Regions from separate parts of the Homo sapiens genome. Here region 2 is linked to region 1. Evidence: chromatin contacts called from ENCODE Hi-C or POLR2A ChIA-PET data. All regions are on one chromosome and are shown on one strand. The core of a region is the stretch at or near the end of the contact, and the rest is flanking DNA. Distances in the headings are between cores, read along the strand shown.

What was found. Hi-C counts contacts between places; a loop is a spot of excess contacts on that map. ChIA-PET counts read pairs that join two places held with the same protein, here RNA polymerase II (POLR2A). Pooled maps may share reads with other maps.
Region 2: a map of CD8-positive, alpha-beta T cell shows a loop between it and region 1 (4-fold over the local background). The contact joins the enhancer-like site here to the promoter of ATF7IP2 in region 1. A Hi-C loop is called at or near these places in 10 of 168 maps with a recorded cell type or tissue (A673, B cell, CD8-positive, alpha-beta T cell and 6 more), 12 of 37 single-sample maps with no recorded cell type and 17 of 50 pooled maps. POLR2A ChIA-PET finds 5 or more read pairs at or near these places in 7 of 52 experiments (CD4-positive, alpha-beta T cell, HEK293, HepG2 and 4 more).

Annotation. Positions count from the first base shown.
Region 1 is chr16:10,383,760-10,388,659 of GRCh38, forward strand. It overlaps ATF7IP2 (activating transcription factor 7 interacting protein 2), which reads left to right and starts at 2,302. Exons shown (of 14, transcript NM_001393719.1): 1 at 2,302-2,363. RefSeq lists a silencer at 2,041-2,180.
Region 2 is chr16:10,512,228-10,517,127 of GRCh38, forward strand. LINC01290 (long intergenic non-protein coding RNA 1290) reads right to left here. Exons shown (of 2, transcript NR_149081.1): 2 at 2,615-3,005. Among named protein-coding and RNA genes, the nearest start is that of LINC01290, 14 kb to the right of the region's middle. Within about 2 kb of position 2,529, at least 6 of the 41 ENCODE cell types and tissues checked have a DNase peak (open chromatin) inside an H3K27ac peak, as active enhancers do.

The DNA.
Region 1 (4,900 bases), core at 1,052-3,551:
GAATTAAGTCCAAATTCCTTATCTGACTGCAACTTACTACCTCCCACTCCCTCCCACACTATCTCTCTTAGCAACCCTATAATTATTTTCAAAATCATGTTCTAGAACAACAAAAAATGTGCAAAGATTAGGATTGTTTTACATTTTTGCTAATTTCCTTAACGTCTGACTTAATACAGTAAGACTCTCTCTCTCTTTTTTTTTTTTTTTTGGTTTTTGAGACGGAGTCTCACTCTGTTGCCCATGCTGGGGTGCAGTAGTGCGATCTTGGCTTACCACAAACTCCACCTCTCGGGTTCAGTCGATTCTCCTGCTTCAGCCTCCCGAGTAGCTGGGATTACAGGCACGCGCCACCATGCCCGGCTAATTTTTGTATTTTTAGTAGAGATGGGGTTTCACTATGTTGGCCAGGCTGGTCTCGAACTATTGACCTCATGATCCGGCTGCCTCAGCCTCCCAAAGTGCTGGGATTACAGATGTGAGCCACTGCGCTTGGCCTCTCTCTCTCTCTTTTCTAAGACAGTCTCTTGCTCTATCACCCAGGGTGGAGTGCAGTGACACTATCACAGCTCACTGCAGTCCCTAACTCCTAAGCTTAAGCGATCCTCCCGTCCTCTCAGCCTCCCGTGTAGGTGGAAGGATGCAGCTAACTTTTTATTTTTACTTTTCTAGAAAAGTGGGTATCTCACTTTGTTGCCCAGGTTGGTAGTTAGATTCTCATGTCTGCTTCTGTATTCAATCTGTAGCAATATCACCCGTCGATTTTCCAGAGGCTTCTAGAAAATTCCATGTACTCTCCTGACTCAGAGAATGAAAAAAGCAAAATCATCTTTATATTATTATAAAAATAGTATAATTATAAAAATAGGATTGACATTAAAGATTACCCCTAGATCCCTGGAGCATATTTGGGGAACTGGCTGGTTGGAGTATGTTATTCCATTGATGACCCAACCTAGATTGTCCGGACTTGCCTCATTTTTCTCCTAACTGGAAGTGACAAGGCAGGCAGCTCTAGCCTCATGACAAGCGTGGTGGCTCACGCCTGTAATCCCAGCACTTTGGGAGGCCGAAGCAGGTGGATTACCTGAGGTCGGGAGTTCATGACCAGCCTGATCAACATTGAGAAACCCCGTCTCTACTAAAAATAAAAAAAAAACTTAGCCAGGCACTGTGGCGCATGCCTATAATCCCAGCTACTTGTTGGGGGCAGAGGTAGGAGAAGCGCTTGAACCCGGGAGGCGGAGGTTGTGGTGAGCCGAGATCGCGCCATTGCACTCCAGCCTAGGCAACAAGAGCAAAACTCTGTCAAATAAATAAATAAATTAATTAATGAAAAAGAGGGCATTATGGATCTAATCTACTGTTGTATTTCCTGTATTTTCTACACAGTGGGCATTCAGTGACCACCTGTTGAGTGAGTTCATGGCATCCAAGTGCACAGCCACCTAAGGCATCGGGCCTCATGAAATCACAAGCAGCCAAGGCTGGCAGGTTCCTGGGACAATTTAGCAAACTCAAGGCTATGGTGCGGGTGGGTGCAGTGGCTCATGCCTGTAATCCCAACATATGGGGAGGCAGAGGTGGCGGATCACCTGAGGTCCAGGAGTTCAAGACCAGCCTGGCCAACATAGTGAAACCCCATGTCTATTAAAAGTACAAAAATTAGCCGGGCATGGTGGTGCACACCTGTGGTCCCAGCTACTCGGGAGGCTAAGGCAGGAGAATCGCTTGAACCTGGGAGGTGGGAAATGGGGGTACAGTGAGCTGAGATCACGCCACTGAACTCCAGCCTGGGCGACAAGAGCGAAACTCCGTCTCAAAAAAAAAAAAAAAAAAAAAAGACTACGGTGCTAGGACCAATCTCCTGAGTCACAAAATTTAAGGAGTCGTCCAAAAAAGTAAATAAGATAAATATTTTCAAACAATATTAGAAAATTCAAATCGGAAACTACCGACCGGGTGAGGAGTTGTTTTTGTAAATAAGGTCTTATTCCTAATAAGTTTCGAAAGTCTAAATCTTCACACGAGTCACTCAAAAGAAAGGCCCAGCTCAGGAGCCTGCATCTGCGCTATGGCGGGTAAGCCCCGGTGGCTGACCGGAAGAAGCGCCCACGGAGGCGAACCCCAGGCGCCCCTCAGCCTACTTCCATTTCCCCTCGCGACCCTTCGCCCCGCCCACTCTAGCTGGCTGTGCCTGACTGGCTGGGCTGCCGCATATTCGCGCTGCCATTGGTCCATAATCAGCTGGGGGTGGGCGTAGGGAGACCTACTTCAGCAGGTCCTGGCCGGACCAGCATTGTTAACGGCTGCGGTTCGAAGTGGCTGTGGGTATTGCTGCGGCTGGTGCGTCGTCGCTCTAGGTACGTTGGGGCCGGGCGAGTGTCCTGCGAGAGCGGCGATTGGCGGGGTGGCGGCTCTAGGAGCGTCGGTCGCCTCTCTGAGGGCCGGCCCCGGAGGCCTCGGAGCGCCGGGCCTACCGGACGTTTGCGGCGAAGCTGCCCTGACTGAAAAGCGTCCGCGGGGCCGTCTGACAGGTCCGGGAAGAGGCCCCTGAGGGGCGGACGGGCGCGTCTCCACCGTTTTCGCAGAGGGATACTGGTGAAGCGGGAGTGGTGTGCGGCCTCAGGTCCGGGCGGCACTGGGGTTAGGGACTGCGGAGGGAAGTGGTGCGTGTTTTTTGTCCTGAGGGGTAAGTAAAAGCTCGCTCTTGTCCGGAATGCTTTCAGAAATTAACGGATAAATCTCCACCTCCACCAATTTTAGTGTCCCATTGCCAAATTTTCTTGAGTTGTTTTAATCATCTAATGAAGTCAGGTGCCAGAAGGCAACTGGATCTCGCCTGGCGGCCTTGAAGTTTGTTAAAAAGTAGGGACCAGAGCATCAGGAAAAATACAAAATTCTGAGTAAAATGCTGAAATCCCGTACCTCTGAGCTTGCCGGTGTAAGGATGGTAGGATTTAAGGAAGACGATTTCCTTAAGGTAGAAGTTCGTTTTTATGAATATGTTTTTAAGAAAATTCCATCTTATCGCCCTTCTCTAACCAGTTTTCTCCAAGTTTGGCAAGCAAGTTTGAGAAAGAGAGGACGCAATAATTTTTTTTGCCTTATTTTTGTTAAAACCTTACCGCACTTAAGGAAACGGACTTTCTACCTTTCCGTGTTTCTGTGTTGAAAATGAAGTTTCTAACCACGTGTTCCTTCCTTTACGACACAATGGCTTTTTCTGTTCTGAAGACTTGCATATGGTTAATATGTATGGAAGAAGAGGACAGTTGTACTGAATAGTCCACATTAGAAAAATTATGTCATATTCACTTAAATTGTTATTCTAGATTGCGACTTAATACTGTTTTTATTATGATTTTGTCATATTTATTGTAGCCAGTAAATGACCTGCGACATAACTATTTGCAAAACAAATGGGGAAGACCAAGATAAAGATAAGTTATATCACAGGAAAGCAATTGAAAATGCAAAAATGAAGCATCTGAATGAAGGACTAATAACACTGAATTCAGCTTTTGTGAAGTATGCCTTTCTTCTTAGCTCGTTTATTCTGCAATACGTTTGTAGAAGTGTTGACTCCGATCTTAATCAAATTTACTTCACTCTCAGTCTTATCTGCAGATATGTACAGACCACATCCTAAGATTGACTTCTGCCTCAACAGAAATACATGAGCCAGTGCCTTATTGGAAATGATTTGCGTGTTTTAAGAACTGGTGTATATAGGTACATCTTGAATGTTCTGCTTTCCTTGCCTTATGCCTGTACTTCACCTCAGCCTTCAATTCCATTGTGTTTCCTTGCTACTTGGTATCTTGAAATCTGGTACGAAACTATTGCATGATCCCTGCACCTTTGCTTCTGCATATATCATAGCTCTCTTATAGTGAGTGTGCACAATCTATTTCATTTGATGTAATCAAAGTTTAATATATTGGATAGTTAAAAATAAAATACAACTTTAAATGCGCAAGAGTATTAGTTCTCATTGTTGAGCGAGATGATACAAAATACCAAAAAATCTTATTCTCTCATTCTATGTCAGTCTATTTTACTCCCCCCCCCTCCCCCCGCCACCCGGACACACACACACTGCGGTGACTTATCTATCTCGTTTATTTTATTTTATTTTACTTATTTATTTTTCTTTGTGAGGCAGAGATTCGCTCTTTGGCTCAGGCTGGAGTGAAGTGGCGCGATCTCGGCTCACTGCAACCTCCTCCCTCCGGGTTCAAGTGATTCTCCTGCCTCAGCCTTGCAAGTAGCTGGGATTATAGGCGCCCGACTAGTTTTTGTATTTTTAGTAGAGATGGGGTTTCACCGTGTTGGCCAGGCTGGTCTCGAATTCCTGACCTCAGGTGATCAGCCCGCCTCTGCCTCCCAAAGTGCTAGGATGACAGGCGCTAGTCTTAGCGCCCGGCCTATCTCATATTTTTATATCATTTAGATAATTATTCTGCTTTACAGTAGACTAGGATAGTTTTTCATCTTCATTTTTACCAACGATGGGACAGATTGGAGTCAGCCAGTGTCTAGAGAGAAATAACCATGACTTTTTGGAGGAAAGGGAGATAATATATTGGATTTTTTTGAACTTCTGATTAAGCCATGAAATGTTTAGAGAGGTGTTACTGAAGTTAGCCATGAATTATTTAGAGGCATTATATGTGTCTACTAAATGTGGTCATAAGTTTCATTAGTATACCTCTGAGGCTCTAGTGTGTACAGTATGCTGATGTGAAATAGCTTATCAGATAGCCATGGCAAAAGTTGCCAAGGCCTTTTTAGTACTCTTTACTAAGGAGACAGTGACTTTGGGAGGCTTTTCAGTACTTGTTATTAAGGAGAGAATAACTCTGGGTGGCTTTCCAGAGGTTTGTTTTTTAAGTGA
Region 2 (4,900 bases), core at 1,279-3,778, 130 kb after region 1:
ACTACAGGCACACACCACCACTCCTGGGTAATTTTTTTTTAAAAATTGCTTTTTTTGATCATGCACAGTGGCTCATGCCTCTAATCCCAGCACTTTGGGAGGCCAAGGCAGGCAGATCACCTGAGGTCAGGAGTTCGAGACCAGCCTGGCCAACATGGTAAAACTCAGTCTCTACTAAAAATACAAAAAATTAGCCAGGCGTGGTGGCTTGTGCCTGTAGTTCCAGCTACTTGGGAGGCAGAGGCAGGAGAATTGCTTGAATCCAGAAGGCGGAGGTTGCAGTGAACCAAGATCATGCCATTGCACTCCAGCCTGGGTGACAGGGTAAGACTCCATCTCAAAAAAAAAAAAAAGGAAAATGGTATATAAGCCCCCAAGTCTAACCACTGCTTTGCATTTTTGCTCCTTTTATGTGAAGCCCCATGCATGTAAAAATATTAAAATTTGTATGTCTTTCCTCCTGTTCATCTACCTGTTGTCAGTTTAACTTACAGACTCCAGTCACAGAATCTAACAGGATAAATGAAGTTTTTCCTCTCCTGCAATTGAACTACGAGTGGTGGGACTGTGTCGGGGGAAGAACCCTCTCTACTGGAATCCAAACATCCAAACACACAGGCAAAGTCTAAAAAGACAGTAACCACAGGAGTTATGACAGATTTGCTACTTAGATAGTGGGAAAGGACAAAAATTAATTAAAATACAAATACTGGTCAACAAGCAAGGCCCTTTCATATAAACAATGAAATAACCATCCATTCTATACCAGGATACAATATTTTTCTGAAGTCTCTTTGAAAGAAACAATTTCCCATAATTTTGATACTAGGGTATGTGGGTGGTTTGTGGGGTGGGCAACCATTTGTCAATGCCATTAAGTTATTTATTTATTTTTTTCAGATGGAGTCTCACTCTGTCGCCCAGGCTGGAATGCAGTGGCACGATCTTGGCTCACTGCAACCGCCACCTCCCAGGTTCGAGCGATTCTCATGCCTCAGGCTCCTGAGTAGCTGGGACTACAGGCACATGCCACCATGCCTGGCTAATTTTTGTACTTTTTCAGTAGAGACAGGGTTTTACCATGTTGGCCAGGCTAGTGTCGAACTCCTGACCTCAAGTGATCCATCCACTTCAGCTTCCCAAAGTGCTGGTTTTACAGGCATGAGCCACCGCACTTGAATGAAGTAAACTTCTTTAAAGATGACAGTAAGTTTGATCTATATACTGATATCAAGGAACATATCAACAGATGCTGTGATCACTGGGGCAAGGACACACCTGGACATTCTTTTTTCTTACTCTGATGGAGGTAAATGCTGTCTGATCTATGAAAACAATCTTTCTACACCCAAGATTAAATAAAACTGTTTCTAACCCAGTTATGATTCTCTGGATTTGTGGGAACAGAATATCATAAATGCCATTGAAGAAGCTGGGATTGACTGGATTTAGCCAAGACAACACAAAAGCCAGATGGTATTTGATTTTTGCAACACAGAGGTTTAACTATTCAGATTCAGGAAAGTATTGAGCTTCCACGGGGAATTCCTAATGAGCTGAATAATCTGCAGGATTGATGTTCCAGATGCCTCTGAAGGGAGGACATGGGTCAGCACAGGAGACTCCCTAATCACAGCCAATGATCAATTCAAACTCATCTGACCACTATCGCAACAACGCATGATGGTAATTCTTTAGGATCATGGGGCATTCTCTGGACTACCCACAAATTACCCTAATCATCAATCCGCAGCTTGAAATCATTTCCCACTGGGCTAATTCTACTTATCTACCCCTTATCTCCTTACGAAAAAAAAAAAAATGTCCCATGAGCCAGGGACACTCACCTACCACTTGCTTGCAAATTGGGACCCATGAGTAGCAAGCAGAGAGATATTTGGGATAGTTAAGTAGTAGGATTGGAGGTCTTCTTTCAGGCTACTGGGTTCTGTATAAATCTAATCTGGTACAGCTATGGGCAGGAGTTATTTCTTGCAGCAAGATAGAGGCCAAACTTGGGTAGGTTGATTGTAACCCAAGACACAGAAGAAATTATTAGCAGTTGAACTAAGAGGTTTACCATATGGTAAAGGTTTGGAACATGCCACTCAGGCAACCCAAAACTCTGTTTTCACCTATTTGTTAAATTTTCATTCATCAGGGAACTATCGACCAATATGCCAGACAGTGTACCAGGCACTATCATGAATAGCAAGACCAGACAGAATCCCTGCCTTCTTGCAGCTGACCTTGTAGTGGGGGACACAGGAGGTTAACAAGTGAAAAGTACACACACGAGATTTCCAGAGAGCAGTGTCATACAGTTCACAAGGACACGGGCAAGGAGACATGAACTTTTATCTGGCCAAACCAGGTTGCTTTCATTTATAAAGGCCTTAATTGGAAACAGAAAGGTACAGATCCCAGGTCAAGGGGAAGGAAATAAGACCCAACTGCTGCTGGGGCTGGAATGTTTGTGTGTTCAACCTAGATTCAACAACCCGAATTTCACCCCTAAAAGACCTGAACAAACAATTTGGATAAATGCCCACCAGGTGGCAGGAGTGCCTCTTCCCTTCATTTCTGCAATTGAAATTAAACATGCACCTTATCCTTTAAAAAAAAAAAAAACCGTTTTGTTTTCATAAGCTATTTTTATCCTTTTCAATGTTGAAACCAGTTGATTTCACAATACTACTAAATAACATACTTAAAATACAGTGCCAATGTAGCAAGTCTCTAAGCTAGTATCTAGGTAAAATATGGCCCTTACCTTCCAGGCCTCCACGTTGATCTCAGTTGCTTTTGATTCTTAACTTGATTCACCAATCTTACCTGGAATTGCCTTACAAGTCAGTCAGCTTCTTTAAACTCAGAGTCCAGAGCTCTTCCTTGGCTGTGTTCTTAATTCCAGAGCTTCAGTTCTGCTTAGAGCCCAACATCCTTGCTGGCGGATTTTCTCATCAAGCAAAATGTTCCCTACTCTTTTCCGTCGTGCGTTCATCCTTTTATAAAATTGGAATTGAATGACGTCAATTAAAATAAATTAGTTTAAGCTGAAAATCCAACACAAGTGAAAAGTGTTCAAATCTCAATGAAACCATAGAAGCCATGCAGTCTATGTAGTCAACGATAACAAAGCTTATCTGATGGACTAAGTTGAATGTGGCCAAATAAATCACATAGGAAACCTCAACTCTTTTCTGCTCCCTTTGAAAATATAAAACAGGACGAAGGTTTCCAGAGCATTGCAGCAGGATGCAGTCATGGAATAAGAGAGAAAATCTTCAGCCAGGTGTGGTGGCTCACACCTGTAATCCCAGCCTTTGAAAGGCGGAGGCGGGAGGATCACTTGAGGTCAGGAGTTTGAGACCAGCCTGGCCAACATGGTGAAACCCCGTCTCTCCTAAAAATACAAAAAAAAAATTAGCCGGGCGTGGTGATATGCACCTGTAGTCCCAGCTACTAGGGAGGCTGAGGCACAAGAATCGTTTGAACCCAGGAGGCAGAGGTTGCAGTGAGCCGAGGTTGTGCCACTGTACTCCAGCCTGGGTGACAGAGTGAGACTCCATCTCAAAAAAAAAAAAAAAAAGGAGAGAAAACCTTCAGAAAACTCAGAGTTGCTGAGAGCACCAGAACTTAATCAGGAGAGGGGCTGGGGGAAGCACATGGGGTAACCCCCAGAATCTTGCTCTGGGCTAGAGAAGGCTCAACACACAGCAAGGAGAATATCAGAGAAGAGGCTGAAGGGGAGACTTCATAGGAGACAGGCGCTGGAGGAATCAAGATCAACTGGGTTTCCATCCTTGTGGCATCCCACTGGGGAGCCCAGGAGAGGCTCCGAAAGAGGAAGTTGATTGGCCTGGCTTGGGTCATATGCTACAAGTCACTTTGATTGACCTCTACAAGACATTGCCCACAGGGAGGCAGAGAGAGCTCTCCAGAAAGAATTCGGGGTGTTGATGTAGTTTGTATATTTGTCCCCACCCAAATCTCACATTGAATTTTCCTCCCCAGTGTTGGAGGTAGGGCCTGGTTGGAGGTGATTGGATCATGGAGGTGGTTTCTCATGAATGGTTCAGTGCCATCCACTTGGTGCTGTCCTTGTGATAGTGAGTTCTTATGAGATCTGGTCATTTAAAACTGTGTGGTGTCTGGGCGTAGTGGCTCACGCCTGTAATCCCAGCACTTTGGGAGGCCGAGGGAGCAGATCACCTGAGGTCAGGAGTAGGAGACCAGCCTGGCCAACATGGTGAAACCCCGTCTCTACTAAAAATACAAAATTAGCTGGGGGTGTTGGCACCTGCCTGTAATCCCAGCTACTCAGGAGGCTGAGGCAGGAGAATCACTTGAACCTGGGAGGTGGAGGTTGCAGTGAGCCGAGATCACGCCATTGCACTCCAGCCTGGGCAAAAAGAGTGAAATTCTGTCTCAAAAATAAATAAATAAAATAAAAATGTGTGGCGCCCCCACCCTTGCTCCTGCCCTGGCCATGTGACATGCCTCCTTCCCCTTTGCCTTCCACCATGACTGTAAGCTTCCTGAGGCCTCCCCAGAAGCTGAGCACATGTCAGCATCATGCTTCCCATAAAGCCTGAAGAACCATGAGCCAATTAAACCTCCTTTTTTTTTTTTTTTTTTTTTTTTTGAGACAGAGTCTCTCTCTGTTGCCCAGGCTAGAGTGCAGTGGAGCAATGATGGCTCACTGCAACCTCCGCCTCCTGAGTTGAAGAGATTCTCCTACCTCAGCCTGCCGAGTAGCTGGGACTACAGGTGCCTGCCACCATACCTGGCTAGTTTTTGTATTTTTAGTAGAGACAGGGTTTCACCATATTGGTCAGGCTGGTCTCAAACTTCTGATCTTGTGATCTGCCTGCCTCAGCCTCCCAAAGTGGTGGGA